Linked DNA regions of Homo sapiens: region 2 is linked to region 1. A link is an interaction called in ENCODE POLR2A ChIA-PET data of the cell type or tissue named here. Cell type or tissue: Panc1. All regions are shown on one strand. Each heading gives the region's core, and the rest is flanking DNA. Links, peaks and the distances in the headings are about the cores only. Region 1 overlaps LINC02889 (long intergenic non-protein coding RNA 2889). Region 2 has its middle 8.7 kb from the start of LINC02889.

What was found. ChIA-PET counts read pairs that join two places held together with the same protein. Peaks named below come from ENCODE experiments on the same cell type or tissue, not always from the same donor. Only the 100,000 strongest peaks of a DNase experiment are listed, where the experiment ranks them.
Region 2: POLR2A ChIA-PET joins it to region 1 with 11 read pairs; 2 of 35 experiments call an interaction of 5 or more read pairs at or near these places.

What each region holds. Positions count from the first base shown.
Region 1 is chr7:17,510,993-17,528,539 of GRCh38, forward strand. The region is part of intron 1 of LINC02889 (long intergenic non-protein coding RNA 2889); the gene reads right to left. Among named protein-coding and RNA genes, the nearest start is that of LINC02889, 39 kb to the right of the region's middle. In Panc1, for the core only: no CTCF peak of the experiment used is centred there; no DNase peak of the experiment used is centred there; H3K27ac peaks cover 668 bases.
Region 2 is chr7:17,561,700-17,573,557 of GRCh38, forward strand. No RefSeq gene overlaps it. Among named protein-coding and RNA genes, the nearest start is that of LINC02889, 8.7 kb to the left of the region's middle. In Panc1, for the core only: no CTCF peak of the experiment used is centred there; no DNase peak of the experiment used is centred there.

The sequences.
Region 1 (17,547 bases), core at 6,244-10,243:
CTACCTTTGAATGTTCAGTGAATTCTGTACTGACCTATTAAGAGAGGTTTCTGCTCTCATTAGGATCCAGTAGGTTTCAGGTGCAACTACCCCTCTACTTTACTCTTCCACCTCCCAGAGAACTCTGCCAAGAGCCATGTTAAGACTGCTTTCTTCTTTAACTACTAATAGTCTTGATTATAGGAACAGAAATTTATTGTAACATCAATCTCATGGAAAAGTGAAAGTAGCTAAATATATTTACAGAATCAAGATATGGCTGAGTTGATACTGAATGATGGGGGCTTCCTCTTTAACTGTTCAGGTTAGAACAATTTATGGTTGAAATTACTTTGGCTGTTGCCATGATTTCCAGCATATTATGGTAAAAAGAAAAAATTTTTATTTCAGTTGCTCATTCACTTTTCATGAATTTTTTTAAGATAAAGTGATAAGCTATTTTAGGGGTATAGTGGTTCACCAGAAGCTACAAGGATATTGAAAGAAGAAGGGCATGTAAACAAATTATTAACTCTGAAAAAAAAGTGAAGACACAAAAAAACCTTTTATTAAAGGCACCTGCTGACAGGTATTTCTGAAAATGTGTGAAAATAATGCCTTATTTATTTGCTTGTGTTATACACAAGGAAATAGGTTTTATCTAGTCATGAAGCATATTAAACTGCCACTCTCCCCCCTCCTGTAAACATTCCAGTGTCTCATTAACAATGGCACCAGAACTTTATCTTCAAAAAGCTTTTTCTATTCATGTGGAATATTTTATGGTTAGATGCCCAATTAATCTGCTATAGTTTAGCTTTGTGAGGTTCAAATGTCTGTTTCACTTAGCTGTTTACTTCTAAATGGGCCAGAGCTCTTTAAAATTTAAAGAGTAAGAGGAGACCTTAGGGATGTACATAAGGAAAAATAGCATGTCCTCTAATATACTGATTTTTAAATCAAAATAATATAAATGATTATTCATGGAACAATTTTTCTTCTACATACTTGAACTACACTTCCATTTGCCTTAAATATATGGCTGTGCTCCAAGTTCCAACATTTTTTCATTTTCTATGTTAAAGTTTGCTTCTTCATGACATTTATACCCTTCAAATATTTATAAATGCTACCATGCTCTTGATTCTCTGCATTTAAATCTGATTCATACTTTCATGGATATGTGGATATGCTGCAATAAAACAGAAGTCATTAAATGACAAGGCACCAATCTCTTTTTGTTGGTAGGTTCTAAAATCCTTCATCTCATTCCAACAAGGAAGCTTTTAACTCTATCAATTTCTGATCATTAACTCTCATCTTTAGTTTTTTATCCCTTCAAATGTGATGATCATGTACTCTAAGGCAGCTTGGCAGATTTACAATATGTAAATATTGAGAGAGTGAGACTCCATGCCAATTGATGTAAACAATAAATGCACAGCGATTATTTTCAGAAACAGATGCAGGGAATGTCCACAGATGTTTGGAGTTTAGTCTCCTTTAAAATGTTCTATTTGAGTAATGATGTAAATAAACAAGTATCAATGCAACTAAATAATGAAGACATTTTTCTGTTGGTTATGCTAACACCATGCTGCGTTCTCCCAAGTTGTGTGTTTTAAGTGTATTTTTAACTCCCAGATCTGGCATTGGCCAAAAAACTAAGTGCAAATGCTGCTTATTAAAAAAATACCAACATGTGGATTTCTATTCCAGAAAAAATGCTTGGTCTATGTTTTCCAAAGTGGGAAATTATAACTTTCACTATCAGAAATTCTATCTTTAATAAATTAATATCCCACTGCATTTCCCCTCAAAATATAAATATCAGTATCTAGTTCTTGGATTGGAAGTATGATATGAACTAAATTTCATGAACCCAAAATGTTTCTACCAAATGTTTTTATCAGCTAATTAATCTACACAGCTAACAATCTACAAGGATTGAGGTCAGGTTGTTGAGAACTTCTGTATAGATAAAAAAACTAATTCAATTGTGTGCACATGAGATATGGTATATTCAAAATTAGATATCAAATGAAGAATAAGTAGTCATTGGAGAATCAGCCTTTGAATAAACTGGATTCTGTTATTTCTACTTTCAAATCACAGTTAGGGTAAGCTACCACTGCTGCTTACAGATAGCTAAACCTAAACTCACTTGTCAATGTTAATAGCATTTTTGTTTATCAGATTTTCTACACAGTTTATTATATTGTTTGCAAATAAAAAACAGTTTTACTTCTTTCTTTTAAATATGAAGTGTTGTTTTGCCTTATTGCACTGGATAAGAACTCCCGTAAAATGTTGAATAGGAGTTAAGAGTTCATTTTCTGCCTTGTTTCTGATCTTAGACGAGGAAGCATTTAACCTTTTACCTCTAAAGATGATATTAGCTACAGGATTTTCACAGATGCCTTAAATACACTTTCAGGTAACAAAGTTTTCTTCAATTCCTAGTTTCCTGGGAATTTTTATAATGAATGTTAAATTTTACCACGTATTTTTCTACATCCATGGAGATAATTTTATAAAGGATTTTTCACCTTTGTTAATTCTGTGAACTTCATTGATTTTCAAGCATGAAACCAATCTTCCACTTCTGAAATAAATCCAACTTGCCCATAATATCTTCTCTGTATATTGCTTGATTCTTTGTTAAGAGTGTTCGTACCTATGTTCATAAAGGATATTGGCCTATACTATTTTTATGTCTGTCTGATTATGGTATAAAGGGATTGCTGACTTCTCCTGGTTATCCTTTTTTAAATGTCCCTAGGATTTGTAGTCACTCATGTTTCATATTAGTAATTTGTCTTTTCTCATTTTTCTTTATGAATACCCCTATATATTTTTAATTTTATTGATGTTTTCAAAGAATGTGCTTTTGTTTCATTGATATTTAATTAACTAATTTTGATCTTTATTGTTTTGTTTTGCTTTTTGAGATGGAGTTTCGCTCTTGTTGCCCAGGCCGGAGTGCAATGGCAAAGTCTCGGCTCACTGCAACCTCTGCCTCCCAGGCTCAAGTGATTCTCCTGCCTCAGCTTCCTGAGTAGCTGGGATTACAGGCGCCCGCCACCATGCCCAGCTAACTTTTTGTATTTTTTAGTAGAGAGGGGGTTTCACTATGTTGGCCAAGCTGGCCTCAACTCCTGACCTCAGGCAATCCACCCACCTTGCCCTCCCAAAGGGCTGGGATTACAAGTGTGAGCCACCCCACCCGGCCTTGTTTTGTTTTTTACTTATTTTGGGTTTAATTAGCCCTTCTCTTTTCTAGCCTACTTAAGTATGGGGCTTAGAGAGTTTATTTTATACTTCCTTCTACTTTTTGTTTGTTTGTTTGTTTCTGAGACAGAGTCTTGCTCTGTCCTCCAGGCTGGGGTGCAGTGACGCAATCTTGGCTCACTGCAACCTCCGCCCCCATCATTCAAGTCTTATGCCTCAGACTCCTCAGTAGCTAGGTTTACAGGTGAGTACCACCACACCAGGCTAATTTTTTTTTTTTTTTCCCAGTAGAGTCAGGGTTTCACCATGTTGGCCAGGCTGGTCTCAATCTCCTGGCCTCAAGTGAACCAGCCGGCTTGGCCTCCCAAAGTGCTTGAATTACAGGCGTGAGCCACCGTGCCTGGCCTACTTCCTTCTCTTCAAATAAACATTTAAAACTGTAATTTTTAATCTAAGCACTGCTTTAGCTGCATCTCTCAAAATTTGATATTCTGTGTTTTAGGTGTCATTTCATTACATTTTTTATTGACTTTGTGATTTTTCTTCATTGACCTTGTGTTGTTTTAATGAAAAGTGTTGTTTAATTTTCAAATTTGAAGGTATTTCATATATCTTTTGGCTAGTTTTTTTCCATTTAGTTGTTGTGATCAGAGAGCAAACTGCATGATTTTACTCTTTTCTATGTGTTAGGACATATGTTATAGCCTAATACACATTCTATCTTGGTAAATGTTTCATGTGCACCTGAAAAGCATATTGTTTATCAACAGACACAGAAAAAGCACTTGAGAAAATTCAATACCCATTCATGATAAAAACCCTCAATAGAGTAGCAGTACAGGGGAGTTTCCTCAAGTTGTTTAAGAATAACTGCAAAAAGACCTACAGTTAGCATCATATTTAATGATGAAAAGCTTTTCAAGTAAAATCAGGAAAAAAGCAAGGATGTCCTCTCTCACCACTCCTTTTCAACATTGTCCTGGAAGGTCTTAACTAATACAACAAGACAAGAAATGAAATAAAAAGTATACTGATTGGAAAATAAAAAATAAAACTTGCCTTTCTTTCATAGATGACACTATTGTCTATGTAGAAAATTTGGAGGGTGGGGTGCGGAATTCACAACAAAAAGCCTCGTGGAACTAATAAGCCTTTGTTGCAGGGTTGCAGGATATGAGATTACTATACAGACAGCAATTGTTTTTCTATGTTCCAGCAATGAGTAAGTGGAATTTGAAATTAAAAACACAATAGCACTTACACTGGCACCAAAAAAATGCAACAGGTATAAGTCTAACAAAAGATGTACAAGATCCATATGAGGAAAAATACCAAACTCTGATGAAAAAAATTGAAGAACTAAATAAACGTAGAGATATTGCATGTTCATGGATAGGAAGGCTAAATATTGTCAAGATATCTGTTCTTTCCAACTTGATCTATAGATTCAATGCATCCCCAATAAAAATGCTAGCAAGCTATTTTGCAGATGTAGACAAACCAATTCTAAAGTTTATATGGAGAGGCAAAAGACTCAGAATAGTCAAAACAATATTAAAGGAGAAGAACAAAACTGGAGGACTTACAATACCTCAGTTTGCAACTAATTCTAAAGCTACAATAATCAAGACAATAGTGTTGAAAAATAGACAAACAGATCAATGGAACAGAACAGAGAGCTCAAAAGTTGACCTATATAAATACAGTAAATTGATCTTTGACAAAAAAGCAAAGACAATACAATAGAGAAAAGATAGTCTTTTCAAAAAATGATGCTTGAACAAATGTAAATACACATATAAAAAAATGAATCTATATACAAACTCTATACCCTTCATAAATGTTGACTTAAAATGGACCACAGACCTAACTATAAAACACAAAACTATAAAATTCTTAGATAACATAGAAAAAAAAATCTAGAGGGCACTGGGTTTGATGATGACACCAGGTTTGATGATGACACCAAAAGCACAGTCCATGAAAGAAACACTTAATAAGCTGGACTTCATTAAAATTAAAAATTTCTGCTCTGTGAAAGACACTGTAAAGAAAAGAAAAAGATACACCACAGACTGGGATAAAATATTTACAAAAACGAATTTAATAAAAAACTGTTATCCAAAATATACAAGAACTCTTCAAACGTAACTATAAGAAAACAACCCGATTAAAAGATGGACCAAAGACTTTAAGAGATACCTCACCAAAGAAGACATTTAGATGGTCAGTAAGCGTATGAAAAGATGTTCCACAGCATATTTCATTGAGGAAATACAAATTAAAATAATGAGATACTAGTACATTAATCAGCATGACCAAAATCCAGAAGACTGACAATGCCAAATGGTGGCAAGGATGTGGAACAGTAACTTTCCATTAAGGGTGGGAATGCAAAATGATATACCCACTTTGGATGAGAGTTTGGTGATTTCTTATAAAACTAAACATACTCTTACCATATGATCCAGCAGTCATGCCACCATTTAGCATTGTCAGTCTTCTGACATATGATGTGGATATTTAAATAACAACAAAAAGACTGGGAAGATAGAAAGGAAGATTTAATCTAGGAAGTTCATTTTTAGCCTTAAAATACTGAGTAGCTTACAAAAAGTCTTCTCCTTTTTTCTTCATAGTGAATAGTTTTTATGTTAGGATGATTTTATTGTATATGCACAATAATGCTGGATTGCACTGACTCATCCATTCCTAATTTTGAGTGTGTGAAGATCTTGATGTTGTGCCGTGCAGATCCAGATGTCAGGCATTTTGCCATACTTGCCAATATAGGCAGCTGATTATAATTATTCACTGCCATTAAATTGCTGCTCAAAAATTTTCCCATTCAAGTTGATGAATCAAGATGTTGTTTGGGCTAAGCTTTTCCCAAGAAAATGCTTTCCAAATTCCTAATACTTTGACCTCAAGAATATTTAAGAAAAAGGCTGGTGTGATGTATGCATGGGATTTATAGTAAGTCTATTAGAGATAGATCTTTTTCAAAAGGAAGAACTGTCAAACCAAAATATAAACATAGGCAATAATGAGATTGTAACCCAAATGTCAGTTACACAACACCCCATTAATTTCACTTATCCTTTCATCTCCAAACAAGTCCATGGGTTTTGTAAATATAAAAAATAAAAACCTCCCCATGTTCTCTACCCGCTCATATGGCATGGGGAAGGAGGGTGAAGATCTTTATATCTGTGGCTTCTTGATCTAGAATTCTGCTTTCACACTTGCTCTCTCTCTTCTGTTCCAACCTAAACTTGAAACAAATCTTCTCTGATTTCTACAGAACAAATAAATAAGCAAACACAGTAAGAATTCGAGGGATTATTTGTCGGGCGCGGGGGCTCACACCTGTAATCCCAACATTTTGGGAGGCCGAGGCAGGTGGATCACCTGAGGTCAGGGGTTGGAGACCAGCCCGGCCAACATGGTGAAACCCCATCTCTACCAAAAATACAAAAAATTAGCCGGGCATGGTGGCAGGCACCTGTAATCCCAGCTACTTAGGAGGCTGAGGCAGGAGAATTGCAGTGAGCCGAGATGGCGCCACTGCACTCCAGCCCGGGCAACAGAGAGAGACTCCATCTCAAGAAAAAAAAAAAAAAAATTGAGGGTATGGTAGACTTTCTTAAATGATTCCTGGAATAGAGCAGAAAAGAGTTCATGTTCCAGCCACAAAAATCAACTTCAAATGAAATAATAGGTATCATCTATCTTAAAATTTCATTTGGTTACATCCCCACCAGGCTTGCCACTGGCCTTTCACTTTATGTAATCCTAGCTCTCATCATCTTGTTGGTTTTTCTCTCCATGCTTCATTTTATACATTCTCTCATTGTCCTTCTCCCTCTCTGAAGAAGTAACAGGTTCTTTCCCGGTCTCTCATAGCTATAGGCACTGTCTGCCTTTTCCCCAGAACCTTGGTGCCAGCCAATACCAAAGCTCTGGGAATCCAACTTCCTATTGGATGGGCTCTTGAAGTAACATTTCCAATTCTTTCTAAGAAGAATTCTGGTGACTGTTGTTAAATATGTACATTTAATTTTATTTTATTATAATCTCAGTTTCTCATTATGGAAGAGGTAAGAGAACATTATCCAACATTGTTAAGCACCTACTATGTATGGAAGGCTAGGCACACAGCACTGACCTTGGTACTACCGGGAAGGCAGCTTGACCTAACATACTCAAGAAATTCTAACATTTTATCTTCAGTAGCCCTTTAGATTGCAAACATGACATTTTCAAGAATACGACATAAAAAGGTTTGCAAATATCCTTTTTCCCTGTAATATGTTCCATATTAAGGGGCCAAATTTGCCAGGCTCATACAAGAAATGTCTTTCTCCTCTTTTGATGTGCTTTTAAAATTTATTTCTGCTTTAGTAACAAAACAAAAAAGTCACTGAAAATAAAAATTTAATTCCATTCTTTTAACAAGCAGCTGTCAGCCATATTCTTTAATAGGAAGTGAAGGTTGGAAGATTTTAGTGGAGAAGGAAAAGTTACATCAAGTACAAGAAATAGGCCAGGCATGGTGGCTCACGCCTGTAATCCCAGCACTTTGGGAGGCCAAGGCGGGTGGATCACTTGAGCTCAGGAGTTCGAGACCAGCCTGGGAAACATGGTGAGACCCCAGTTTCTATTAAAAACACACAAAAAATAGCCAGGCATGGTGGTGCACACCCGTGGTCCCAGCTACTTGGGAGGCTGAGCTGGGAGGATTCCTTGAGCCGGCAGGGTGGGGGTTAGGGGGTGGGGAAGGTTTCAGTGAGCTGCGATACCACCACTGTACTCCAGTCTGGACAACAAAGCCAGACCCTGTCTCAAAAAAGAAAAAAAAAAAACAGGTAGTACAAGAAACAGTCTTTGGTCTTAGGAGAACATTTATGTAGGCATCAGGAAAAAGTCAAGAGTTCACAAGAACATAATAATTGTTAAGGACTCACTATACAAGATGCTACAAAACACATCTAAATTGTTAAGGCAGTATCAGAAAGAATACCCAGTGTGGAATGAAGTTTGACCTATAGATTGAATCTCTAGCTGGCAGCTGAAACTTGAAAGTATTATATGTGTATGACTACTATACTGACCCAGGACGATACGTGACTTAATTGAAATATGATAGTTTCATCCCCACAATTGTCCTCTAAACCTTATTCAATAGGAGCAGTTTCCTCTAGCACCAGGTCAAAGACTGACTCTTGGATAATAAACAGTCTTACAGTCACTTTAAGTCTTTAGCTCTCTGCGTGCTGGAGCCAGCTCCTACAAGCTCAGTAGAGCCGATTGTGGTTGTTTCTGCCCAACTCCACGTTTAATGATGTCAAATTAACAGCTTCAGGTAGGTTATAACTTCCCTATATACACTGCCAGAAGTGCTAAAAATTGAGGATGGGAAGAGGACTACTTTTGTGGATTTTTTTTTTTTTTTTTTTTAAGAATCAGTTTTTCAGCACAGCACTGGTTCCATGGCAAACAAACATCCCTTAGCCCCAACAATTTTTAGAAGTACAGGCAAATCCCAACATTGCTCTTCTACTGGCTTCATTACCAGCAGCAGCTAGCATCTTTTGCCCTTTAAATAGACCTGTTGGGAGCCACACTACCAAAAGCCTCAATGCGGGAGCAACATATGAAATTGCCCAAGTATCCTTGGAAGCCTCATCATTAGGTTTGATGATAGGGAGCAGGCACCCCGCCTCCAAGGTGTATAGCTCATAACATAGCTTTCTCCAAAGATACCTTCTCCCCTGAAATCCACTCTCTTCCAATCCACACTCTACCTCAGTCTTATATCTTCCATCTGGTGAAGGGTCCAAGAATTACGGAACTGATGAATTCTACATTTAGGATCTGTCTTGTGAAATTCATCTCTATTTTTTCTTGGTATCTTGCTCAAAATTCAATTTTAACATTCTGTTTCAAGAGGTCAGCATAAATAATGTCAAAGAGAAGGAAATCCCATATATATGTATATATATTTTCTGTTTGGGAGGACTACCAAAAATAAGCTCAAATGAGAGAATACATCAATCTTGTATTTTGTGGTTATAGTTGTTATTGTTGGGTTGTTTTTGTTTCTTTTTATGGCAAAGGTAGTCAAGTTCATGGGTTAAAACTCATTTAATTTGGAAAGAAGAAAACTACACTAACTGGACACCACCCTGTGCTAGGCCCTGTGCTAGGCTGGGCAGCACTTCTTATACTTAATGTGCAAAGGAAGCCCCTGGGGGGGTCCATGTTAAAATGCTGATTTTCATTAGGTCTAGGTAGAGCTGATATTTTTATTTCTAACAAGTTCATAGGTAATGCCCATGCTGCTAGTTTGGAACTTCTTTGAATAACAACGGGCTAGAGAATATATATATACACATGCACACACATACATACATATACATATATAAACATATGCACATGTATATTTACACATGAAGATTCAAGAAAAAATTAAAACAATTCCATGAGATAGATGTTTATCATTATCTGTATTTCACCAATACAAAAACTGCAAATGAATGAGGTTGACTTGCCCAACCACATAGATAAATGGCAGAGGGGATTCAAAACCACATTTCTCTTCCCTTTTTTCATTAGTTGACATAGCATCCAGAAGTTGTTACTGTTTTTAAACTATAAACTGTAATCAGGTTAAAAAAATAAGTAACAATGTTGAATTTCTTTTTCTCATAATGTGATTGACCTCCCCATTTTAGTAACTGTTCAGATTCTCCTATTTCATGTCCCTGAGTTTTAATGGATTTAATCAAAACTATTTTCAAATACTAGTTGCTAGTACATATAGTCTACCCACGAAATATCTTCTAGATGCTTGGTCCATGACTAAATGGCACAAGTGCCTGTATTAAGAGAGGTATTTTGTACTCTGCAATGATGTATCTGACCATTCATGTTCTCTCATTATACTAGCTAGTCTTCAGGCTTTTTCATTATGCTATTTAGTGAGGAGATGTTCTAAAACCTTTACTGACTCTCTTCATCTCCTTCACTTATAATGAATTTGTACAGAATGCTACAGCCAAGGAACACAAAAGCTGAGCCCCAAGAAAAAAAAAAGTGATTAATGTGGACTTTCCCTAAACAGATGGTATTAACAACCTCAGCCTGCAAATTTCAATTTTAAAAGATAACAGTCTAAGTCCCTGATAGCTCACAAAGTACCTTGGTTACATATAATTTGTTTGTACAAAATTGAAGATTATTAGTTAAATAATGATTCTTTTAATCTTAGCATTTACACAAGTATTTTTTTCAATTGTTGTCATTGCTACATAGACTCAATCCCTTGGTCTTTTCCTTTAAGCTTTTTAAAAACTAAATGAAGGAAGGAAGACAGAGGACGTGAGTCACATGCTAACAAAAATAACAAAACAGTGTTGGCCACAGATAATTTCCTGAAACCGGTATGAGAAGGAATAAGCTATGTGAAAGAAAAACATTGGCAAGCCATTTTGTGAAACAGTAAAATTTCCAAATATAATTGAAAAGAGAAAAATCTTCCCAAGCAAAATACCCATTTCCAAGCCTAAGGCAACAAATAAACAAATGAAGGGTGGGGAAAGTTCAGCCTTAATATTAAAAAAAAAAAAAATTCAACTTTGTTTTCTAGATATCTGATATGATTGAGGAGCTGTTTTAAGAAAAACAAAGAAACATGTCAGTAAAATTTCCTTTTGTTATATATATATTATGATATCTATATGAGAGATTTAATAAAGTGTTAAGGTATGCTGGGTTCATTGAGTTTTAGCTTTGGAAACATCTCCTTGGATAAATGGAGTTTAATAATCGGAACTCTATGTAATATATCAAGAGACCCAAAACAAACACACAGAACATTTGATTAGCTCAACAGCTGCTAAAAATCATTTTGATAAAAGTCAGCCCCATTTCTGATTTAAAATTTTTGTTAGCATCAGGATGAAAAAGGATGTTATTTATATGCAAAAACATTAATCTACCTAAAACAGCTATTTGCTTGCTTAAGAGAGGAACTGTTAGGCAGCCCATACATTAAAATCTGGAATAGACAAAGGATGCTCATAATCCCAGTATTTTGAATTTTTCTAGGATTTTCAACTATTATCAAAATATAAAGGAAAAAGAATTTTGCTAGTCTACCTAGAAAATTCAAGATAATCAATTGAAAAGTTATTAGACTACATAAGAAATTTCAGTAAATCAGATAGACACCAGATAAAATCAAAAGAGCAATCACTCTTTGGCATGTCAGCAATAGCTGGTTAAAATATAAGATAGAACAAAAATAGTAGACAAGGACGACAAATATATAGAAATAGTCTTTTTAAACAAATGAGCAAGAACCATGAACGTCCTTTCTGAGTTATTCATTTAAACAACATGAACAAATGGTGAAATTTTCCCTGTTCATGGATGAGGAAATCGACTATTATTAAATGTTAGATCTTTTCAAATTTATAATTGTGAAGCAATTACACCAAAATGTCAAGGGGGCTTCTTTTGAAATATTTCTAGATTTAATGTGAAAGAATAAATGATGAAGAGTTAAGAGCATTTTGAAAAGGAAGAGTAATGGGAGAAGAGAGTTTAGCACTACGAAATATTAACATGTTATGAAGCTCTAACGAGGTGAAGAGCACGGTACTGTCAAATACGTAAGAATCAAGAAAGTAATAAATGAGGCCTTCCAAATGAATGAGAAGGAGATTTGTTTGAGAAACAGTTCCGAACAATTCCAAAATAATGATAGTAAAATGTAAAAAAACACCAAATATTATAACATAAAAAATAAAATTAAATAAGCAAATTTGTCACTCACAGAAGAAAAAGAAAAGCATAATAAGCTCAAAAACAAAGGAACAGATTACTAGATTTAAAGATCTAAAATTTTTTATTTCTGCCCATCGTAAAACCTCAGAAACCTAAATAGTAAAAACAAGCTGGATAAAATATATACAAGATAATTCAACTAAGAGCATGAACTGAACATTCAGAAAAATAAAAATACATATGGCTAACACAAATAATGTTCACCTTTAATAATCAAAGATATAGTAAAATTTAAAGAAAATGGCATACTTTTAGTTCTTTAAAATAGTTAACATTTTAAATGATAGGCCTAGCCAATAATACATTCTTTGTTCTTATGTTTTCTCAGGTTGATTTGGAAGTTAACCATTCAGTAAAACTGAGCTGCCAAGTTGTAACGAAAGCAAGTCTCGTACAAAATTCTCCCACACTTACAGTTATATAAACATTCATTAACAAGCAGGCAAAAAACAACCTGTACTGTAGTTTCACTGAAATGCCAGCATTGTCCTTTTAAGTGATCAGCCGCCCCACCAACATAAAAAAATAACTGAAACCAATTATGACAGCCTTCCAGAAGCAGGGCCTAGTACCCTGATAGTTAGCTCCAGACAACTTGAAAAATTCATAAATCAATGGGTGGCCACAGGACCATTTAGGGATCAAGCCTTGGGCACTATTTTAAGGGTATGGTAAGGCCTCACTGGTTTCTTATTCCATTGGCATATAAATATGCAGAATGTCTCTAACATGTTTTTAAAGAAATCATTTCTCCTGAAAACTTAAAATTTTGCCAAGCAGTGAAATTATCCTAATTTATAAGTCACCCACTTCACCAATACAAGCAAATTTCTGCTCAATCTGCTAATTTCCATACGGATTGCTAATTGAAACACAAAAAACAGAAGCACTTCTGTTAGCCTCCTGTGGAATATGGACTTCCTGATCAGAACTCCAGCTGGCTTTCTTTGGACTTCTGTACTATTGATTAGCACTTGGGTAATTGCTTAACCTAAAGAGATCTGCATAACCTATATAAAGGGAGTTATAAACATTGAATACCAGATGTTTACTCTTCTTCCACATGATTCCTCTTCTTACCCTTGTATTTTCTATGCATTCTGTATTTCTATGGAGATGACTGGAAGTTCCGCACAGTTCTGGCTCTATTCACAGTTCAGGTTACATTCAGCTTAGGTCCATCAACACTTATTTTGGTAAATCACAGCAAATGTCAAATTCTTCAAACCAAAAGAAAATCCCCAGTCTGTACAGAGTGATAATTATTTCTTTTTATGAAAATTTCTTACATACTCTGCTGAAAAAGATTATCCTATTTTTATGTTTTTGATGGTAGTCTAGTGTTTCATAATCTCAAACTTATTTCAACAGCCTTACCTCATTGCTCCCAGAGCCAAACAAGGTCAATGAGTAGTCGTTGGCAAGATACTCTGCATTGTTTACAATGCCGCAGCTATTTGCAATGATACCTGCCCATGTCGCCATCAACCTCAGGCTGCCTGCATCTTTGCCAGCAGCCGTCAGTGGAGAGAGGAACTAGTACTTCAAAGGTCTCAGTACGGCTCATAAAAGAGCAGGGGGTTGACCCAAGCCAAGATGAAGATTGTATATTTGTCAGTTATGTTTGACTATTTTGACAAGCTAATCCATAGAAACTCAAGATAACTGAGAGGAAGTCTACATTTAATAGCCCCAGAGAAGGCTACAGATAAATGTAAAAGAAAACTAAAGATCTCCAGGGGAAAATACTTAGTATCTCCTCCCCATCGTAGAAGAAAAAAGGGAAACAAGCCAATAGTACCACTTATGATTTAAAGAACTGACCACATATAACAAAAATGTTAAATATCCAGGGAACAAAAGTGAAAAACTGAAGGAGGGAAAGAAACCAAGCATTCAAAAGAGATGATGAGTAAGGCGGTGACAAGCTAAAGGCACTGCAAGTCTGGGGCACACTGAGTGTGAGAAGAAACTCTGAAGGGTTTAACAGGAAACCAGGATTTCCAGGAAACTAGAAGCCAGTTGAAAATTGATGCACATTTCAAGCCATTTCAAACAAGAAAAGGGCGAAATTAAATATGGGTTCAAAGGACAATTATACATCCAAAGGCCACTGCCCCAACAACTTGGAAATCCTTATACACCTAGATGAGAGTTCTTTTGCAATTCCTAGATACTAAAATGTTATCCACCCCAGTAGCCAGTACCTGGCTGCAGAGAACGTGAAGCTATTATCAGATTTTATGCTTATACCCAACCTGTTTCAAAAACAATATAAGGTTCCCTACAACAATAAAATATTGCAACATGAGAAGAGAAATAATTCAGGCAAAAAGACAAGGCAGAGCTTATGAAACGAAGCCAAGAAAAAATAACACACAAATCTTTACCAAAACATCTGATAACAGTAGTTCCCAATGTTTTTTAGTATGAGGTCACTTTTTCTAAAATCAGAAATTTTCATAGATCACCCTCAAATGACAATATGCCCCCCACAGCCATGATACCCAACAATTCTATTTACACAAGTAGACATTGATGAAAAATGCAATAAGCTACAATAAATTCAGTTATGTGAAATTGTATTTTATGAATCAGAAGTGTACCGATATGAATAGTAATAAATACGTAAATATTATTTTATTTCATAACAATATTGGAGATCCTTATCAATTCATGGATCTCTGCAAAAACCCTAATGCCCTGATTTAGCCATTCTATTTGTTTTCTAAAAATCTTTGCATCCTGTGTCTTCACAAATACAATGGAAGTTTTAACGGAAATTCAACAGGGAATAAAATGTGCCATTAAGACCTATTTTACAAACTACCACCAAAAGAACTTTTGCTTGGGGTCTGTGGAAAAGGCCCTTTATGTCTTCAATTATCAGTTTCATTATCTTCACAAATAGACAGCCCCCTGCCCAAACCTCCACAGGTACACAGTGACACCCAATTTCATTTAGGTACAGTCATGTGACTGTTAGTCAATGAGATGTACACAGAAATGGGGTGAGCAAATCTCCACAAAGCAAGCGCTGTGTGCTTTGCCTCCACTTTTCTTGCTGGGTAGAATGCAGACAATACTGACAAGGATCATACCCTTGGGCAGCAGAGGAAAATAGCTGGATGGAACCTGGGACTTTGTGAATTAATGGAAATTCTTTATTAAAATTCTGACTATTGAAGTTCTTTTTAGAATAGAACAAACTGTTTTTAAGCCATTCTTAATTTTGTATTTTTGCTGTCACATGCTTTCAGATAGTAATTTCTAGTTAATACTGTCTCTTAACTATCAAAAGTGTTCAGTTCTAATATTCAGTCTTCACTACTCCTAGAAAAATCACATACAATCAGAACGAACTTTACTTCCTGTAACTTTGCAGTCTCATTTCTTGTCCTTGTCATTAGTTCTTTCTCTCCTTTCCCTGAAACCTTAGACACTAACTCTGATACCACCTTGCGGGTCTCATCTTGATTATGCCTTACGGTAATTTGGGCTTAGCTTTCCAGATCTCGTATATAATTGATGTGTGCGCTGGGATTTGTTTTCAATAGAACTGGGTTATTTTTCTGTATATTTCCCCCATTTTTTTTCTTGGTTTTTACCTTTGTTTTACTGGAGCAAATCTTCAGGTAACCTCCTTACAGAAGTACATAAGAGAAAGTTTCTGAAAGTCTGAAAATAGCTATATTTTACCATCACACTTGATTGCCAAGTGACTAAGCCTAGAATTTTTCTCAGAGCTTCAAATGCATTGTTTCATTGCTTCTCAGATCTTGTATTGTTGGTGAGATGTCTGATGTCAATCTGGTTCATTTTAACATTATGAATCATAAATATGGTTGTGTTCACTACATCCTAATTATAAAGTTTTAAAAAAATTTCTTGTGTTCTGAAATTTCAGATATAAATTTTTTCAGCATCCTGGGAACCCAATGGGCCTAAAGAATTCTGGTGCTTTAGTATTAAAAACTTTTCTTGTATATTTCCATTGCTAACTTCCTCCCACTCCAATTCCCTCTCTTATTTCCCAGAATATTAGGTCAATGTCAAGCTTCTGGGATTGAACCTCTATGTTTATCTTTTTAAAATTTTTTTCTTTTGTCTTTTTTCTCTTGTTCTGATTTTCTTAGTTTCATCTTCGTAACTGTCTGAATTTTTGCAATTGCATCTTCAAGACAAAATATCTTATTTTGTTCTCCATTGTTCTTTTGTACTTTTCTAGTCTTATTTTTCGATGCAATATCCTCTCAAATTTTCAAGCTAATTGCATAACTAGGTTCTTTTAACATTCTCCTTTTTCTGAATTATCTGTTTCTTCTAAAGTAAATGTTCTTGTTTTAGTTATTTTGTGCTGCTGGTTTTATTTATGTTTTTTGTTATCTTTGGCTGTCTTCTTATGAAGAAGAATAGTGGACTGGGTTGATTTTCTAGGATATAAATTATGAGTCCCCTCTGCTGTTATCTTTTATTTCATGGTGAGGTCTTTCAAACAAATATGGGTGGACCTTGTCTACTGGCAGGCTTCATATTGGCGAGGGCAATAAAGGAAAATGAATTTAGGCTGAAGAGGGGACAGAGCCTCCAAATGCAGAGATGAGGGCTTTATTCCCGGAAGACCTAATTTTATATCTGTAGTTCTTGATGTCTTTGGAGAAGAGGCTTTAGATTTATTTTGTTGTTACTCTTTCATCTTTTCTTTTTAAGTGTTAGGCTGCCTAGAAATGCATGAGCTCCACCCGTACTTTTTAATGAGTTTTGATGCAACTATGTAAAAATTGTTATTTTTTGGCTTCTGGAGGGAACAATGTTTAGACACCTTTTAAGTGCACTTAAAAACATTAAGAAGTAAAAATAAACATTTCAAAGAGCTGAACATAAATGTCATCACAGATACTGCCACTAATTTACTGATTATTGATCACAGGAATCCATCCTGAGCCAGAGGAACAGCAGCACATGGTAAAACACAAACAGTCCAAGGTGTACAAAAAAGCCTTCAGAACATCCACCTGCAGACTGAACACCACATGTTATAGTTAGGAGCATATTTGGGGCTTTGCTAGTTACAAAACTCCATTGGGTTTTCATAAATACACTTTATACTCAAAGCCACTGGAGTCAACCATATAATGACAAGATTGTCTGGAACTGAATGTAATTTATTCATATTGTTTGCAAGGGGAAAGTATTGTACTTAAAATAATTATACTTGTAGTTTTAAAGGTGTTTTTGGGTATCACTATATTTCACTCAGAAAGAGTAAAAGCAGAAACAGAAAAATTTTAAATTGGTTTCCTGTATAATATCTATGCATATACACACAAAACTCTGCAAATGTGTTATTTTTACTTTTCTTTTTATTTTTTGAGACAGGGTCTCTTTCTCTCACCCAGGCTGGAATGTGGTGGTGTGATCACTGCTCACTGCAGCCTCAACCTCCTGGGCTCAGGCAATCCTCCCATCTCAACCTCCCAAGTA
Region 2 (11,858 bases), core at 7,695-11,694, 52 kb after region 1:
ACAAAATAAAACCCCAAACTTAGTGCTTTAGACTTTTTATACATCCTACCCTATGTTACTGAGAAATTTGTTGTTGTGAGAAGGAAGACTTTAACTTGCATATGTACATATACATGCAAGTATGCTAGCATGATTCCTGAAACAAAGTGTTTACTAGATATTTATTAAGATTGTTTTTAAATATGAACTTCAACATCTTGATTGAATGATGAAACATGGACATATGAATCAAACTTTGGTATCTGCTCACTATCAAATGCTATAGAATCAAGAAAGTGAGAGCAACAATATTTCCTGTGCAACACACTACACACCTTAAATTTGGAAATATCTTTTGCTTTCATGAAAGTTTTATGATAATTCCTATTTACAAATTTTGAGGGGTGGTTTATAATTCTACTGTATTCTGTATCTGTAATCAAATCTTTGACAAATCAGTTGAATTTTCCCCCACAAACATAAAAGACACAGAATCAATAAATAAAAATACTAAGATACTTCACACAGCATCTTTTGACATTTGTAAAGAATTTTAGAGTACAAAGTAATTCTCTTTTAGTGAATGCATGGATTATACTATTATATAGAAGAGCACTACTTAGATCATAGTAGAGAAGGATATATCTACGACCCTATGAGACTGATGCTGCTAGTTGTTGCCAATATTTACCCTCACACTTCATTCCTTGGGGTAGCAATGTGCCCTGGCACAGGTGATAGAGTATGACTAGACTGACCAAGTCATAATTTTGTTCCTTATTTCCCAGTCTCCCTTGCAGCCAGGTATAGTTATGTGGTCCAGTCCTGGCTATGAGAAGTACAGGGAAGTCTCCTGGTAGGCTTCTGTCATTGTGCTTTCCTGACAAAAGGAGATAGGCACAAGAGGCATAGCCCATTCCCTCCAGCTTCCTGCTTAATGAGGCATCCTGTAATTAACTGAAGTTTCAGAAGCTATCTTGTGACCATAGGCAGCAATCCTAAGGATAAAAGACAACAAAACAAGGACAATTGGACTAAAAGATAAAAAGATCCTGGATCTTTGATGGAAGCATCAGGGAGCTAAATCAATGCCAGCAAACACCTACTCTGGACTTCCTATTATATGAGAAAAGTAAACTACTTAGGAGAAAATCATAATCCCCATGTCTGAAAGAGATTTTAAAGCATGTATTTTCTCACAAATCACCACTAAAGAACTTACTCATGTAACTAAATACAACCTGTACCCCAATAACTTATGGAAATATAGAATAAATAAATTTCATATGGGATCAAAGAAGACCCTGTAGAGCCAAGACAATCCTAAGCAAAAAGAATAAAGCTGGAGGCATCACGCTACCTGACTTCAAACTATACTACAAGGCTACAGTAACCAAAGCAGCATGGTACTGGTACCAAAACAGACCCATAGACCAACGGAACAGAACAGACCCCAGAAATAACACCACACATCTACAACTATCTCATCTTTGACAAACCTGACAAAAGCAATGCGGAAAGGCTCTTCTACTCAATAAATGGTACTGGGAAAACAGGCTAGCCATATGCAGAAAACAGAAACTGGACCCTTTCCTTACACCTTATGCAAAAATTAACTCAAGATGGATTAAAGACAAGTGTAAAACCCCAAACCATAAAAACCCTAGAAGAAAACCTAGGCAATACCATTCAGGACATAGGCATGGGGAAAGACTTCATCTCTAAAATACTAAAAGCAATTGTAAAGAAAGCTGAAATTGACAAATGGGATCTAATTAAACCAAAGAGCTTCTTCTGCACAGCGAAACAAACTATCATCAGAGTGAACAGGAAACCTACAGAATGGGAGAAAATGTTTGCAATCTACTCATCAGACAAAAATCCAGAATTTACAAGGAACTTAAACAAATTTACAAGAAAAAAGCAAACAACCTCATCAAAAAGTGGGCAAAGGATATGAAGACACTTCTCAAAAGACGACATTTACGTGGCCAACAAACATGAAAAAAAAGCTCAACACCACCAATCATTAGAGAAATGCAAATCAGAAACCACAATGCGATACCATCTCATGCCAGTCAGAATGGTGATTATTAAAAAGTCAAGAAACAATAGATGCTGGCAAGGCCATGGAGAAATAGGAACACTTTTACACTGTTGGTGAGAATGTAAATTAGTTCAACCATTGTGGAAGACATTATGGCAATTCCTCAAGCATCTAGAACCAGAAATATCATTTGACCCAGCAATCCCATTACTGGGTATATACCCAAAGGAATATAAATCATTCTACTATACAGACATATGCACATGTATGTTTATTGCATCATTATTTACACAGCAAAGACATGGAACCAACCCAAATGCCCATCAATAATAGACTGGATAAAGAAAATGTGATACATATACACCATGAAATATTATGCAGCCATAAAAAGGGATGAGATAATGTCCTTTGCAGGGACATGGATGAAGGTAGAAGCCATCATCCTCAGCAAACTAACACAGGAATGGAAAACCAAGCACTGCATCTTCTCACTCATAGTGGGATTTGAACAATAAGAACACATGGACACAGAGAGGGGAACAACACACCACCAGGGTCTGTTGGAGGGTGGGGGATGAGGGGAGGGAATTTAGAGGATGGATCAAAAGGTGCAGCAAAACACCATGGCATATGCATACCTATGTAACACACCTGCACATTCTGTACATGTATCCCAGAATTTAAAGTAAAAGAAAAAAAGAAAAAGAGTTGGAGAGAATTTAGGGTGTGTCCTGGCCAAGGTTACACAAAGAATGCAAGTAAAAGAAAGAATAACTACTGGACAAAAAATAAAAATAAAAAATAAAATAAAATGATAACTTTTTTTTTCTGTCAATGAGAAATAATCTTTTATAACAAGTCAATCATTAGGAAAGACATTTCAAGCTCACTTTCACTGTTGCCCTTATTTTTCTTCCTAATTCCTGACACTAAAAACAACTATTTCTACTACCTCCAACTACCTTAGTTATGGCCATATAAACAGACTCTTTCCCTCTCCCTCTCAAATATATGTGAATATATGTGTATATATGCATATTTACATAGCCAAATAATATATACTCAACTTTCTGAATAATTCCATCCACTTGAAACCTAGTTTTAAATGTGTAGGAAAGCAATTAATATGAGCAATAGAGTACAGATTGCACAAGAGATGCTTCTAATATACTTTATTTCCACGACTAGACAAATGCCTTTGCATATGTTTTAAGAATAATAAACTGACCACATATCCTTTCCAACTTAACGATTTATGAGGAAGTTGGTTTCAAATAAACCAAAACAGTGCTACCCACAGAAATAGCAGAGAGTAAGGATCTCTTAAAAGGGGCTTCTTCCTCACCACTGTGACTCATCAGAAGCCCGGATTTGAAGAATGCATTTGCCTTCAAAACCTGAAGGCTATTCTAATCCTGACTCCTTGTACAGACCTGGAAATTTACCTAAATTGTTAATGCCCTGGCTACCAAATTGACACAATAGTAATTTCCTCCTGTTTATCTCATAAGATGTTGAGGAAGTTACCAAGAAATTTTAAAGTACTATACATATCAGTGCTATTAAAACATTTTTTATTTCATACACTCCACAAATACCCAGTTACCAATTTAAATATAACAAGTAGTCCTCTACATAACAGGGTACTATCAGCCAGACAATAAAATAACTAGCTTATTTTAGAGCACATAAAACATCTCATCCTTATATTTTTACTTGGATGAAACACAAGGTTATTAGCCTTAGTATTTTGTTTAATCAAAAGTCATTTAACCAAGTAACAATCTGATGGACAAAGAGCCAAGCAGTAAAATTATAAATTTCCTTAAAGTTCTGGAAAAATATTCTACAGTTTCAATATGTTATATAATATGTTTAAACTATTCTAAAAAATGTACCCAGAGTCTCAATCTGTCCAGTCTGCATTAATCCACAAGAAAACAATAAGACTATGGTATATGACAGTTTATCCATAAAAAAACCACAAAGATATCTGCATAAAATATTTTTAAAACATCATATTCTAAAAAACATACAAATACAAACCATTTTTAGACATGTGCTTATGAAAAGTATTACAATCATGAGCATTTTCATGGTGCTCAGAAAGATAAGATTTAAGTGGTATGGTTATAACCAATTAATTGGAAAAACAGAAAAGCCAAAGAGATCACTTATAAAAGCAATTTTCTAGTATGTCCTGTGTTGAGAAAGGAAATGTATACTACCTACTTTCTAGGAGTCTATAATTAATATTACTTAATCTACTTTACTATCAATGTCATAAAAAGGCAAAGTATAGTTTTATTTTTCTTTTTTTATTATACTTTAAGTTCTAGGGTACATGTGCACAATGTGCAGGTTTGTTACATATGTATACAGGTGCTATGTTGGTGTGCTACACCCATTAACTCGTCATTTACATTAGTTATATCTCCTAATGCTATCCCTCCCCACTCCCCTCACCCAACAACAAGCCCCGGTGTGTGATGTTCCCCGCCCTGTGTCCAAGTGTTCTCATTGTTCAGTTCCCACCTATGAGTGAGAACATATGGTGTTTGGTTTTTTGTCCTTGAGATAGTTTGCTCAGAATGATGGTTTCCAGCTTCATCCATGTCCCTACAAAGGACATGAACTCATCCTTTTTTATGGCTGCATAGTATTCCATGGTGTATATGTGCCTCATTTTCTTAATCCAGTCTATCATTGATGGACATTTGGGTTGGTTCCAAGTCTTTGCTATTGTGAATAGTGCCGCAATAAACATACGTGTGCATGTGTCTTTATAGCAGCATGATTTACAATCCTTTGGGTATATACCCAGTAATGGGATGGCTGGGTCAAATGGTATTTCTAATTCTAGATCCTTGAGGAATCACCACACTGACTTCCACAATGGTTGAACTAGTTTACAGTCCCACCAACAGTGTAAAAGTGTTCCTATTTCTCCACATCCTCTCCAGCATCTGTTGTTTCCTGGCTTTTTAATGATTGCCATTCTAACTGGTGTGAGATGGTATCTCATTGTGGTTTTGATTTGCATTTCTCCGATGGCCAGTGATGATGAGCATTTTTTCATGTGTCTGTTGGCTGCATCAATGTCTTCTTTTGAGAAGTGTCTGTTCACACCCTTTGCCCACACGTTGATGAGTTGTTTTTTTCTTGTAAATTTGTTTGAGTTCTTTGTAAATTCTGGATATTAGCCCTTTGTCAGATGAGTAGACTGCAAATTTTTTCTCCCATTCTGTAGGTTGCCTGTTCACTCTAATGGTAGTTTCTTTTGCTGTGCAGAAGCTCTTTAGTTTAATTAGATCCCATTTATCAATTTTGGCTTTTGTTGCCATTGCTTTTGGTGTTTTCGACATGAAGTCCTTGCCCATGCCTATGTCCTGAATGGTATTGCCTAGGTTTTCTTCTAGGATTTTCATGGTTTTAGGTCTAACATGTAAGTATTTAATCCATCTGGAATTAATTTTTGCATAAGGTATAAGAAAAGGGTCCAGTTTCAGCTTTCTACATATGGCTAGCCAGTTTTCCCAGCACCATTTATTAAATAGGGAATCCTTTCCCCATTTCTTGTTTTTGTCAGGTTTGTCAAAGATCAGATGGTTGTAGATGTGTGGTATTATTTCTGAGGGCTCTGTTGTGTTCCATTGATCTATATCTCTGTTTTGGTACCAGTACCATGCTGTTTTGGTTACTGTAGCCTTGTAGTATAGTTTGAAGTCAGGTAGCGTGATGCCTCCAGCTTTGTTCTTTTGGCTTAGGATTGACTTGGCAATGTGGGCTCTTTTTTGATTCCATATGAACTGTAAAGTAATTTTTTCCAATCCTGTGAAGAGAGTCATTGGTAGCTTGATGGGGATGGCATTGAATCTATAAATTACCTTGGGCAGTATGGCCATTTTCACGATATTCCATTCCGTATGATATTGGCTGTGGGTCTGTCATAAATAGCTCTTATGATTTTGAGATACGTCCCATCAATACCTAATTTATGAAGAGTTTTTAGCATGTAGGCCTGCTGAATTTTGTCAAAGGACTTTTCTGCATCTATTGAGATAATCATGTGGTTTTTGTCTTTGGTTCTGTTTATATGCTGCATTATGTTTCTTAATTTGCATCTGTTGAACCAGCCTTGCATCCCAGGGATGAAGCCCACTTGATCATGATGGATAAGCTTTTTGATGTGCTGCTGGATTCAGTTTGCCAGTATTTTATTGAGGATTTTTGCATCAATGTTCATCATGGATATTGGTCTAAAATTCTCTTTTTTTTGTTGTGTCTCTGCCCGGCTTTGGTATCAGGATGATGCTAGCCTCATAAAATGAGTTAGGGAGGATTCCCTCTTTTTCTATTGATTGGAATAGTTTCAGAAGGAATGGTATCAGCTCCTCCTTGTACCTCTGGTACAATTCGGCTGTGAATTCGTATGGTCCTGGATTTTTTTTGGTTGGTAGGCTATTAATTATTGCCTCAATTTCAGAGCCTGTTATTGGTCTATTCAGAGATTCAACTTCTTCCTGGTTTAGACTTGGGAAGGTGTATGTGTCGAGGAATTTATCCATTTCTTCTAGATTTTCTAGTTTATTTGCGCAGAGGTGTTTATAGTATTCTCTGATGGTAGTTTGTATTTCTGTGGGATCAGTGGTGATATCCCCTTTATCATTTTTTATTGCATCTATTTGATTCGTCTCTCTTTTCTTCTTTATTAGTCTTGCTAGCAGTCTACCAATTTTGTTGATTTTTTCAAAAAACCAGCTCCTGGACTCATTGATTTTTTTGAAGGGTTTTTTGTGTCTCTGTCGCCTTCATTTCTGCTCTGGTCTTAGTTATTTCTTGGCTTCTGCTAGCTTTTGAATGTGTTTGCTCTTGCTTCTCTAGTTCTTTTAATTGTGATGTTAGGGTGTCAACTTTAGGTCTTTCCTGCTTTCTCTTGTGGGCATTTAGTGCTATAAATTTCCCTCTACACACTGCTTTGAATGTGTCCCGGAGACTCTGGTATGTTGTGTCTTTGTTCTCACTGGTTTCAAAGAACATCTTTATTTCTGCCTTCATTTTGTTACGTACCCAGCAGTCATTCAGGAGCAGGTTGTTCAGTTTCCATGTAGTTGAGCGGTTTTGAGTGAGTTTCTTAATCCTGAGTTCTAGTTTGATTGCACTGTGGTCTGAGAGAGAATTTGTTATAATTTCTGTTCTTTTACATTTGCTGAGGAGTGCTTTACTTCCAACTATGTGGTCAATTTCGGAATAAGTGCTATGTGGTGCTAAGAATATATATTCTTTTGATTTGGGGTGGAGAGTTCTGTAGATGTCTATTAGGTCCACTTGGTGTGGAGCTGAGTTCAAGTCCTGGATATCCTTGTTAACGTTCTGTCTTGTTGATCTGTCTAATGTTGACAGTGGGGTGTTAAAGTCTCCCATTATTATTGAGTGGGAGTCTAAGTCTCTTTGTAGGTCTCTAGGGGCTTGCTTTATGAATCTGGGTGCTCCTGTATTGGGTGCATATATATTTAGGATAGGTAGCTCTTCTTGTTGAATTGATCCCTTTACCATTATGTAATGGCCTTCTTTGTCTCTTTTAATCTTTGTTGGTTTAAAGACTGTTTTATCAGAGACTAGGATTGTAACCCCTGCCTTTTTTTGTTTTGCACTTGCTTGGTAGATCTTCCTCCATCCCTTTATTTTGAGCCTATGTGTGTCTCTGCATGTGAGATGGGTCTCCTGAATACAGCACACTGATGGGTCTTGACTCTTTATCCAATTTGCCAGTCTGTGTCTTTTAATTGGAGCATTTAGCCCATTTACATTTAAAGGTAATATTGTTACTTGTGAATTTGATCCTGTCATTATGATGTTAACTGGTTACTTTGCTCATTAGTGATGCAGTTTCTTCCTAGCATCGATGGTCTTTACAATTTGGCATGTTTTTGCAGTGGCTGGTACTGGTTGTTCCTTTCCATGTTTAGTGCTTCCTTCAGGAGCTCTTTTAGGGCAGGCCTGGTGGTGACAAAATCTCTCAGCATTTGCTTGTCTGTAAAGTATTTTATTTCTCCTTCACTTATGAAGCTTACTTTGGCTGGATATGAAATTCTGGGTTGAAAATTCTGTTCTTTAAGAATGTTGAATATTGGCCCCCACTCTCTTCTGGCTTGTAGAGTTTCTGCCAAGAGATCCGCTGTTAGTCTGATGGGCTTCCCTTTGTGAGTATCCCAACCTTTCTCTCTGGCTGCCCTTAACATTTTTTCCTTCATTTCAACTTTGGTGAATCTGACAATTATGTGTCTTGGAGTTGCTCTTCTTGAGGAGTATCTTTGTTGCATTCTCTGTATTTCTTGAATTTGAATGTTGGCCTGCCTTGCTAAGTTGGGGAAGTTCTCCTGCATAATATCCTGCAGAGTGTTTTCCAACTTGGTTCCATTCTCCCTGTCACTTTCAGGTATACTAATCAGATGTAGATTTGGTCTTTTCACACAGTCCCATATTTCTTGGAGTCTTTATTGCTTCTTACTCTTTTTTCTCTAAACTTCTCTTCTTGCTTCATTTCATTCATTTGATCTTCAGTCACTGATACTCTTTCTTCCAGTTGATCAAATCGGCTACTGAAGCTTGTGCATTCGTCACGTAGTTCTTGTGCCATGGTTTTCAACTCCATCAGGGTTTCAACTGCATCAGGTCATTCTCTACACTGGTTATTCTAGTTAGCCATTCGTCTAATCTTTTTTCAAGGTTTTTAGCTTCTTTGCAATGGGTTCAAACTTCCTCCTTTAGCCTGGAGAAGTTTGATCGTCTGAAGACTTCTTCTCTCAACTCGCCAAAGTCATTCTCCATCCATCTTTGTTCTGTTGCTGGTGAGGAGCTGCGTTCCTTTGGAGGGGGAGAGGCACTCTGATTTTTAGAATTTTCAGCTTTTCTGCTCTATTTTTTTCCCCAACTTTGTGGTTTTATCTACCTTTCGTCTTTGATGATAGTGACGTACAGATGGGGTTTTGGTGTGGTTGTCCTTTCTGTTTGTTAGTTTTCCTTCTAACAATCAGGACCCTCAGCTGCAGGTCTGTTGGAGTTTGCTAGAGGTCCACTCCAGACCCTATTTGCCTGGGTATCAGCAGTGGAGGCTGCCGAACAGCAGGTATTGCTAAACAGCAAATGTTGCTGCCCCATCGTTCCTCTGGAAGTTTCATCTCAGAGGGTACCTGGCCATGTGAGGTGTCAGTCTGCCCCTACTGGGGGATGCCTCCCAGTTAGGCTACTCGGGGGTCAGGGACCCACTTGAGGAGGCAGTCTGTCCGCTGTCAGATCTCAAACCCCGTGCTGGGAGAACCACTACTCTCTTCAGAGCTGTCAGACATGGACATTTAAGTCTGCAGAGGTTTCTGCCACCTTTTGTTCAGCTATGCCCAGCCCCCAGAGGTGGAGTCTACAAAGGCAGGTAGGCCTCCTTGAGCTGCGGTGGTCTCCACCAAGTTCGAGCTTCTTGGCCACTTTGTTTACCTATTCAAGCCTCAGCAATGGCAGGCGCCCCTCCCCCAGCCTTGCTGCTGCCTTGCAGTTGGATCTCAGAATGCTGTGCTAGCAATGAGCAAGGCTCTGTGGGCATGGGACCCTCTGAGCCAGGTGCAGGATATAATCTCCTGGTGTGCAGTTTTCTAAGTCCATTGGAAAAGTGCAGTATTAGGGTGGGAGTGACCCGATTTTCCAGGTGCCATCTGTCACAGCTTCCCTTGGCTAGGAAAGGGAATTCCCTGACCCCTTGTGCTTCCCTGGTGAGGCGATGCCTCGCCCTGCTTCAGCTCATGCTTGGTGCACTGCACCCACTGTCCTGCACCCACTGTCCAACAAGCCCCAGTGAAATGAACCCGGTACCTCAGTTGGAAATGCAGAAATCACCCATCTTCTGTGTTGCTCATGCTGGGAGCTGTAGACTGGAGCCGTTCCTATTTGGCCATCTTGGAGCCACCTTGGCAAAGTATAGTTTTCAAGTTGAATTTTCCCTCTCACAATACCAGCCTTCTTAAAAAGGCCAAAGGTACTGTCACACATTCTCATTTAACATCCCTATGCAGAGAAGTAGAAAGTGAGAGGAAATGAGGAAAGATGAAGCAAATTAAAAGATTTGATAAAAATATTTTGATAAAAGATAAAAAGTCACAAATCTAATTTCAAGAGTTAAAAGCTGAAGAGTATAGCAAAAATCACATAATTAAATCACTAAAAATCATTTTTTAAAAACCCTTTAAAATAATCAAAGAAAAAGGATACATTATATATTAAGGAACAAAGATAAGAATTACATAAAACTTCTGGTCAGAAACATTGAAAGCCAGAAGACAGTGGAAAGGATAAAAATAAACCTAACCTAGAATTCCACACCTAGCAAAAATCTCTACCAAAAAAAAAAGAAGGTGAAATAATGACTTGATAAACACAAACAGATGTAATTCATTGCCAGCAGACATGCACTGCAAGAAATACTTAGAATAGCCTTGTGGAAAGAAGGAAACTAATTCCAGAGGAAAATTTTGATGTATAATTAAGCATGAAGAACACTGGAAATAATACGTAAACATGAAAGCTTTTGAAATTTTTGAAAACCCTTTAAAAGAAAATAAGTTGGTTAAATCAAAATTCAAAACACTATATTATGTGATTTAGACCACATGCAGAAACAAAATACATTGGTGCACAAAGGCTAGCAAAGGGGAAACGAAAGTATTTGTCGTAAAATCCTTATACTATATATGAAATGGTACAATGTTTGAAAATAGACTGTGCTGGATTAAAGATACAATTTTATACCCTAGAACAACCATTAAAAATAGTATACTTGAGGCCGGGCGCGGTGGCTCACGCCTGTAATCCCAGCACTTTGGGAGGCCGAGGCGGGTGGATCATGAGGTCAGGAGATCGAGACCATCCTGGCTAACAAAGGTGAAACCCCGTCTCTACTAAAAATACAAAAAACTAGCTGGGCGCGGTGGCGGGCGCCTGTAGTCCCAGCTACTCGGGAGGCTGAGGCAGGAGAATGGCGTGAACCCGGGAAGTGGAGCTTGCAGTGAGCCGAGATTGCGCCACTGCAGTCTGCAGTCCGGCCTGGGCGACAGAGCGAGACTCCGTCTCAAAAAAAAAAAAAAAAAAATAGTATACTTGATAAGGTGGCTGGGCGTGGTGGCTCATGCCTGTAATCCCAGCACCTCGGAGTCCAAGGTGGGTAGATCACCTGAAGTCAGGAGTTCAAGACCAGCCTGAACAACATGGCAAAACCCCTTCTCTACTGAAAAATACGAAAATTAGCCAAGCATGGTGATGCATGTCTGTAATCCCAGCTACTTGGGAGGCTGAGGCAGGATAATCGCTTGAACCCAGGAGGTAGAGTTTGCAGTGAGCCAAGACCACACCATTGCATTCCAACCTGGGCAACAGGAGCAAAACTCCATCTCAAAAAAAAAAAAATAGTATAATTGATAAGCCTATAATGTAGATAAAATGAAATAAATTATTTAATTCAAAAGATAAGAAAAAAGAACAGAGAACCAATGGAACAGAAAAAAATAGCAAGACCTATTTAAACCCACGCATATTGATAATCCATTAAATGTAAATTGTCTAACTCTACAATTAAAAAGGGAAAGATGATCAGATTGGATTAAAATTTTAAAAGCAAGACCCACCTAAATGCTGGATACAACAACCCCACTTTAAATATAAAGAGACTAATAGATAAAATGTAAAAAGATGGTAAAAGATATGCCATGTTATCACTAATCAAAACAAAGTTGGAGTGTTTAAATTAATATCAGATTAAGTAGATTTCAAAGTAAACAATATTACTAAA